Regions from separate parts of the Mus musculus genome. Here regions 2 and 3 are each linked to region 1. Evidence: chromatin loops called from intact Hi-C (ENCODE). Cell type or tissue: left cerebral cortex. All regions are shown on one strand. Region 1 overlaps Maml3 (mastermind like transcriptional coactivator 3). Region 2 overlaps Maml3 (mastermind like transcriptional coactivator 3). Region 3 overlaps Maml3 (mastermind like transcriptional coactivator 3).

Evidence for each region. Peaks named below come from ENCODE experiments on the same cell type or tissue, not always from the same donor. Only the 100,000 strongest peaks of a DNase experiment are listed, where the experiment ranks them.
Region 2: a loop joins it to region 1, with 2.3 times the contacts of the local background. A loop is called at or near these places in 2 of 42 quality-filtered maps.
Region 3: it touches region 1 in a loop (2.8-fold over the local background); 5 of 42 quality-filtered maps call a loop at or near these places.

The regions. Positions count from the first base shown.
Region 1 is chr3:51,913,624-51,916,123 of GRCm38, forward strand. All of the region lies in intron 1 of Maml3 (mastermind like transcriptional coactivator 3), which reads right to left. Among named protein-coding and RNA genes, the nearest start is that of Maml3, 190 kb to the right of the region's middle. In left cerebral cortex, a CTCF peak has its summit at 1,362 (motif pointing right); DNase peaks (open chromatin) are centred at 1,532 and 1,973; H3K27ac peaks cover 1,075 bases.
Region 2 is chr3:51,867,530-51,870,029 of GRCm38, forward strand. The region is part of intron 1 of Maml3 (mastermind like transcriptional coactivator 3); the gene reads right to left. Among named protein-coding and RNA genes, the nearest start is that of Gm46803, 160 kb to the left of the region's middle. In left cerebral cortex, no CTCF peak of the experiment used is centred here; DNase peaks (open chromatin) are centred at 1,127 and 1,520; H3K27ac peaks cover 1,183 bases.
Region 3 is chr3:52,008,528-52,011,027 of GRCm38, forward strand. The region is part of intron 1 of Maml3 (mastermind like transcriptional coactivator 3); the gene reads right to left. Among named protein-coding and RNA genes, the nearest start is that of Maml3, 95 kb to the right of the region's middle. In left cerebral cortex, a CTCF peak has its summit at 1,030 (motif pointing left); a DNase peak (open chromatin) is centred at 1,010.

The DNA of each region.
Region 1 (2,500 bases):
GCTTTTACATGGTGCTCCCTCCTTTCCTATCTGATGCCATTCTGCAAGTCCCCAAGTAGGGACCGAAACCAATTCCTCCGAGCCCTTATCAGACGATGTTTTATCAGAACTGGGCTCCTGCTGTTTTAGGGCTGGGTATTGGCCCATGCACTTGTCTGCTGAGAGCAATGTTAAAAAACAAAAGAGACCATTTTCAGTGACTATCGATTATTTCAGAGATTATGTCACAGACAATGTGTCACAAGAAAACCAGCCAGCCTGCCACATAGGCAGATAACACAACTTTTATACCTAAGACACTTTCAACATTTGACTTTATGGAACTATGACCAAAATGTTCTACTTTCAATTTACAAGTATAATTACTCAACTACAGAGTCCATAATTACAAGTTCACAACATCTCTGAGTGTTGCTTGGGGAGAGGGAATACTCCTTCCTCTATTTTCCAGGAAGTGCTCATGATACATAGCAACCTAGCTTGTCTATAGTGCTCAGAAATTGGGTCAAATGCTAGTTGAAGCTGGGCATGACACATGTGTCCATAATCTTGGCAGCTGGGAGGCTAACACGGGAGTATAGCAAGTTAGAGGCTAACCTGTGCTAAGTCTGAGAGCCGATTCCCAAAAATAAAAATCAAAGGAAGAGAAAGCAACATCCAAAAATTAAAATCTTACACACACACACCCCAAAAAGTAAAAAAAAACTCTTCTAGTTCAGTTCAGGTGTTGTGAAAGTAATCTTTTTTAGACACGAATAATATTTATATTAGCATCTAGTATACACTGCAACACAACCATTTCATCTGTAAAGTTTAGACTTGCAAACTTTGATTTTTAGTAAGTCTACAACTTTGCGCTGGGCCACATTTGTAACCATCCTTGGCCCCGTGCAGCCTCGGGTTAGTGTTAGATCAGAAAGGCAAATGATTTTCCGTAATGTGAGTGGGTCTCATTCAATGAATTGAAGGCCTTTGGAGCCAGGATTGATATTTGTAAAAGAAGCAATATTCTGCTTTAAACCTGGATCACAGAAAACCCGAAGACTTCCAAGTCAAGACTATAACAGCCATGCTTATCAGGACAGCCCACCGGCTTGCTCTCTAGGCTTTGAACTTAGTACATCCCACACTCCCATTAATGAGCCAATTCTGTTTAAAAATATCTCTCAGCCAGTCCTGTCCTCCCTCTTTCCCCAGCACATGCTAAGTAGCTACACTCTAAAAAGCAGAAATAGAGCTACCTTCTAATGGTTTTTTTTGACAACCCTACTTTAAAAAAATTACTTATTTTTATTTCCTATGTATGGGTATTTTGCTTGTATGTATGTATATCACCTGGGTGTAGTACCACGGAGGCCAGAAGAGGGGGTCAGACTCCTTGGAGTGGGGATTACAGAAGCTGGGAGCTGCCCCGTAGGTGCTGGGAATTGAAGCTGGGTCCTCTGTAGGAGCATCCAGTGCCCTTAATTGCTGAGTCAAGTCTCCAGCACCCAGCTTTGTTCTGTTAGGGGTTTACAGGTGTTTGGCAAGATGTGAACGGAGCTGCTGTGGGGGAGACTGTCATCTGTTATCAGTACTGTGACAAATCAACTTCCTTCTCTCTAGAGTGAAAGAGCTATTGGTTCTGTGTCTCCGGGGCACTATAAAGGCCCCAGCATCTTTCTCCCTTTGCCTCTCATGCTGGTGGTTGAAGCACAGGGGTGCAGAGATCCCACCTCCATCCTGATTTCCCAGTGGTTCCTATGGAGAAAGATGGAGTGGCCACCTCCTGAAATAGTACATCTCTATGTGATAGTCTCTCCCCACTCCCCTGGCTTCACGATGAGATATTTGAATCCACATGCCCTCTGGGAATGACTGTGGTTTGAAGGCTACAAAGACACACATGCTGGTCAGTTGCTATACCCAAACAGTGCCCCAGAGACTCATAGCTGCCCTGCTCAGCAGTGGTTAGCCCAGTCCTGTTGTGCTTACACCAAGGACTTCTGTGTTTTCTGGGCCAGCCAGAAGGACATTGAAGGGGTAGTTCCTCTAACAGATGGCATTTTGATAACCTTCTCCTTCCACTATGGTGGAGACTGACCTCACTTCTTTGATTGATCCTGTCTTCTAGCCACACACAGGTTTGGTTTTACAGGTCTCATTCCACTTGTTGGAGACCCTTCCTACTAGGGCTTCCAGTTTCTCTTGGTCACAGTTCCCAGAGCTAAGCCCCAGTGGGGAAGCACTTGTTTCCTTAAGAAGAGATCTGGACCAAGCCTCAGATCCTTTCTCTCCATCCTATGCTAACCTTAAACCACTATGCTTTGTAAAAGGCTGGAGACCAGGGGGTGGGGATGGGGGAGTCAGAGTAGGGAAATCACCTTGGCCCAGAGCTCTCTTGCTTTGGCTTCCTCCATAGCAGGCTGGCTGCCTAAGTGTTTATACCATCCGCTGATATGAATGCACTAACACGAAGAACAGCAGCTACTGCAAGCATGGAAGCAGCAAGGACCAGAAA
Region 2 (2,500 bases), 46 kb before region 1:
GTGAAATTTAAGGAGTTTTCATGAGCATTGATGAAACAATGAACCACTCATTAAGACCAAGACGATGATCCTGATGGTCACCAGGGCGGGCTGCATGATTCTTAAACCTCTTCACATAACTTTAAGCAGGATGCACAAGGATACATTTTTATCAGATAACTCAATTTGTCATTTAGTAAGTGACTTAAGATATTGCTGTTATACAGTATTCCCGTTGGTTGAAAATTGCTGGGCTTCATGCTGAGGATATTGTACCCTAATTTTTTACACTTATTTTTAGTAAGACAGGGTCTTACAATGGAGCCTTGGCTGGCCTAGAACTCAACATGTAGACCAGCCTGGCCTCAAACTCACAGAGCCACCTGCCTCCGAGTCCTGACGCATGAAATTAAAGGTGTGTAACCCTACATCTGGTCCTTTTTTTATTTTTTACGTTTTTGAGGTTGGATCTCATGTAGCCCAGGCTGGCTCCCAACTAGCTATGTACCCTGCCGTAGAGCCGTTGATCCTCTGACCTCAGGCTCCCAAGTAATTGGATTACAGGGTATATCACCATATTTGCTAGTGTTTCTCATTTGCCAACCTGACCAATAATAATAATAATAATAATAATAATAATAATAATAATAACAACAACAACAACCTCATAATAATCTGTGATGGCCGAGGATTGCTTCAGTAAGGACAGGTAACTCGGATTCCTCTCAAAGCCTCTTCTCCTGACTGCCTCACCAAACTTCAACAAAGCTTGCTGATAAATTCTGAGTTTTAGAACCTGTCATAAGGGTCCAAGGTGGACCCATCCATGCCTGAGTCAGATCTGCCGTTTCGCAGAAATGCCCAGAGCTTTTCTACAGGAAAGATGCTGTGCCCCAAGTCTGTCACGTGTGTGAGGAGCTGATGGCTGTGACCCTGGTGGCAGCAGCAGCAGCAGCAGCAGCAGGAGGAGGAGGAGGAGGAGGAGGAGGAGGAGGAGGAGGCAGAGACTACATGCATCCAGCGACTTCCATGCATGCAATAGCTTTCTTTCCTAGGCAAAGCTCCACAGGGATGAGCAGGTGCTGTCAAAATCGCAGTCAGAACCCCGAAGGGCTCATCTTTCCTGCACACACACACACACACACACACACACACACATTGTGTTTCCTTTTTAAACCGCAAGAAACAGTATCCTCAGGGGTCTTCTCCCAGTAGTTCTTACTAGGAGTCATGTATACATTTTCTCTTCAAACGCATCTGTAGACATGACCCTGTGTTATTTTCTGATTTTTCTAATGGGATTTTATTTATAGCTGTAAAGAAACAAAGGAGGGAGGTGAGGAAGGAGAAAGAATCACTCGGAAGGAAGTGAACAGATGAAAAGATTTGCTATGATCTGTGTCATTCCCAGCTGGAGATTCCTACCAGCGAGGACGGCCAATGTATAGCAAGCCGTGGCCAAGCCCTGGGTTCTCTGTTTGTTTTCTGGGAAGGACGAGGTGGGAGGAGAGACACTTCAGAGAGCTTCCCCTTCCAGGGCCCAGGGATATTTTTATTCCACTGTTTACTCAAAATGTCCTCTTTCTCAACAAGGAATTCTCACTTTTGTTTTTAGCCCCTCATGAGAGCCTCTCTTCCTCTCTGCAGCTCTGGAGTCTTGCACCAGCTTAGGAGATGCAAAAGGCCCAGAGCTTCCAGATGTGAGGAGATGATTTTGAAATAAAACCCCAGCATAAACTCATCTCCTTTAGGAATGCAAAAGTGTTGAAATAGGTCTATAGAATAAAAAAATCTCTGGTATCCCCTCAAAGAGGTCAGGAGCCCCATTTCCACCTGAGCTGTCACACAGGGAGCAAACCCTGGCAGCCAAGAGCCACCTCCCAATGAGGGCACATAGATTCTCATAGTCTCCCCTCGCCCACACATCTCTGCCAGCAAGCAAACAAACACCGTCTATTTCTAGACAGCACCTGACTCCTAGGTCTCCATTTCATTGAGCATTTTTTTTTCTCCAGATATGAAGGCTGAGGGCCTGGGCTTTCTTTACCAACAAGGGGACTTCTTTATGGTTATGTCTTTCCATGTGTGCATGTATGTGCATCTGTGTTCTGTCCTGTGCCTATGCATGCAGAGGTCAGAGGCTGACGCTGGTTGTTATTCTCTAACCCTCTCTACCTTATATAAGACTTCCACAGAATATTCTACTATACAGACTGGCCTGGGAAGTTTGGGGGACGGTGTCTTCCTGTCTCCTCCTGCTGGACCTTGGATTACTAAAGAACATAGCCAAGCGCCCAGATGCTCACATGAATGTTGGGGGCCACACGTGGGTTCTCAGGCTTACTCGGCAAGCCCTATAACCAGTAAGTCTTTAGACTTTTTCCACAGCAGGACACAAGGCAGGACAGGAGGACTTTTCTCTCCTGTGTGAATCCCCATGGGGAAGGTAAGATTCCTCTATGCACATGCCATAAAAGGCACATGCTGATAGATGGGCAAACATGGAGGCTGAAGTGACCAG
Region 3 (2,500 bases), 95 kb after region 1:
TGTGTGTAGTGTGTGATGTGGTGTGGTGTGGTGTGTATATGAGTATGTATGTGTGTAGTGTGTGATGTGGTGTGTGTATGTATGTATGTGTGTAGTGTGTGATGTGGTGTGGTGTGGTGTGTGTATGAGTATGTATGTGTGTAGTGTGTGATGTGGTGTGTGTATGTATGTGTGTAGTGTGTGATGTGGTGTGGTGTGGTGTGTATATGAGTATGTATGTGTGTAGTGTGTGATGTGGTGTGTGTATGTATGTGTGTAGTGTGTGATGTGGTGTGGTGTGGTGTGTGTATGAGTATGTATGTGTGTAGTGTGTGATGTGGTGTGTGTATGTATGTGTGTAGTGTGTGATGTGGTGTGGTGTGGTGTGTATATGAGTATGTATGTGTGTAGTGTGTGATGTGGTGTGTGTATGTATGTGTGTAGTGTGTGATGTGGTGTGGTGTGGTGTGGTGTGTGTATGAGTATGTATGTGTGTAGTGTGTGATGTGGTGTGTGTATGTATGTGTGTAGTGTGTGATGTGGTGTGTGTATGTATGTGTGTAGGGGGAGATTTTGGGTTTCTCTTTGCTGCTTCTGTGATTCAAGAGGTATTTTGAGGAGGCTGGGATGAGCTCTGAAGGTCTCCCTGCCTGCCTGTAGCAGACGTTGTGCCAGTGATAATAAGGAAAAGCATCCAGCTCATTCATATCCCCTCAGAGTACATAACCTCCCCTTCCCCCTGTTCTAGACCCCCCTACCATGCTCTATAAAGACCCCCTAACTTCTATATCCAATAAACCCCAATCCATCCCACAACATCCAAGACCCGGTCTTAGACTCCAAACCACAGATGACAAAGTACCTCCTTTTATTTCTTAGAGGGGAATGTAGTTAGTCAACATGGGTCTTCCCCTGGTGTCAACTGGTGCCCTGAGACAAAGACCAGTACTGTGGAGGGCACAGATGGGCTACACCCGGCAGCACTGTCTAAAGCAGACCCGGTTAACCCCTTCTGTGCCGAGCTGAAGAAGTCACTGACTATACTGACACCTACTGCTCAAGAACAGTTGTACATCCTTCTCTAGCTGGGTTCTTCAAAGCAGCCATTTGCCCCACTCCTGGGGCACCGCTGCATGCCCTCTCCTACCCCTCCCCCGCCAGGTTAACAGTTCAATGAGGGCACCTGAAGCCCCTCACATACAGGCTGGCCTTGGCACCTACCTGACACTCAAGTCTCCTTTGTAGGGATACAGCCCACTATTAGCAGAGACCCAACACAAGAGGGACAGATAAGAGGTTGCTAAAAGTCCACACTGTCTGCAGGTGAATCCTCTCGGAAATAAACGGAATCATTCTGAGAGAGGCAGATTATCCACTGAATTTCACAGAGGAAAACATGAAGTAAAGTTCTAGGGCTAGATAACAGGATTCACAGAAACTGCTTTTCCATGGGTTGTAGGATGAGACTGTCACTCAAATGGTGTTTCTTGTGTCTGGTATAGTTCTTTGGGTACCAGGGACTCCCTCCCATTTGGAGAAAGAATCCGTTTAATTAGAAAAGCAAGCTACAGTCTTCTGAAGCCTAGCTAAAAAATGCCCATAATGACTGTAACAATATCCACACGTACAGGAGTCCTGGCTCCAGGAAATATGCAGCAACAGTCTGAACAATTCTGGTTACACACACAATACCACCACCACCACCACCACCACACACACACACACACACACACAAAGCACACATACAAAATACACAATACACATATACCACACACACACACCACACTTTACCCACACCACAATACATGTGCTACATATAACTTTCCCCTTCCTCATCACACATACCACACACTCACGTATAGATACCACACACATACCTACCTACATGATAGACAGCACACATAGAGACATAGACACACACACACATACACGCTGCTAAAAAGGTAGTAGGCTTAAAGTCATATTAGAAGTATCAAGAACAGTTAGCGTGGGCGATCACAGCATCAGCCATTCAGGAGCCCCTAACTCCTTTCATCCTGAGCAAAGCATGTAAGGTGTCTTCACCCTACATGATAATCAGAATGCACAGCAATGCAGGAGGCTCCAGCATCACTACGTATTTAGCTTTTGATTCCCAAGCACCCGGGATAGCTGGATACTCAGACTTGATATTCTCATTTCCCAACCAGGAAACAGGAGTGCTGCAGCTCCCTCAAGCTCCCAGAGCAAGCCAGTGGGAGCATGGAAGGCCCAGGCTTCCTGACTTCAACCCATGCATGGCGCTGAACCAGGACTGGCTACTATGACTGTGACTGCTATGACCAGCCTGTCTCCTCTCTGTGTGCACATTTGCACCAGCATTTCAGGGATGTTCACGTTTCTCATGAGCTACCTCATACTTTCATGAAATGGACTAAGGACAAATAATGGGGAGGTAGCAGGCTTTACTGAAACCCAGATGTGTTTCAAACACAGGCTAGAATGAAGGCTGACTCTGCCGGCCTGTGCCTGCCAAACCCTG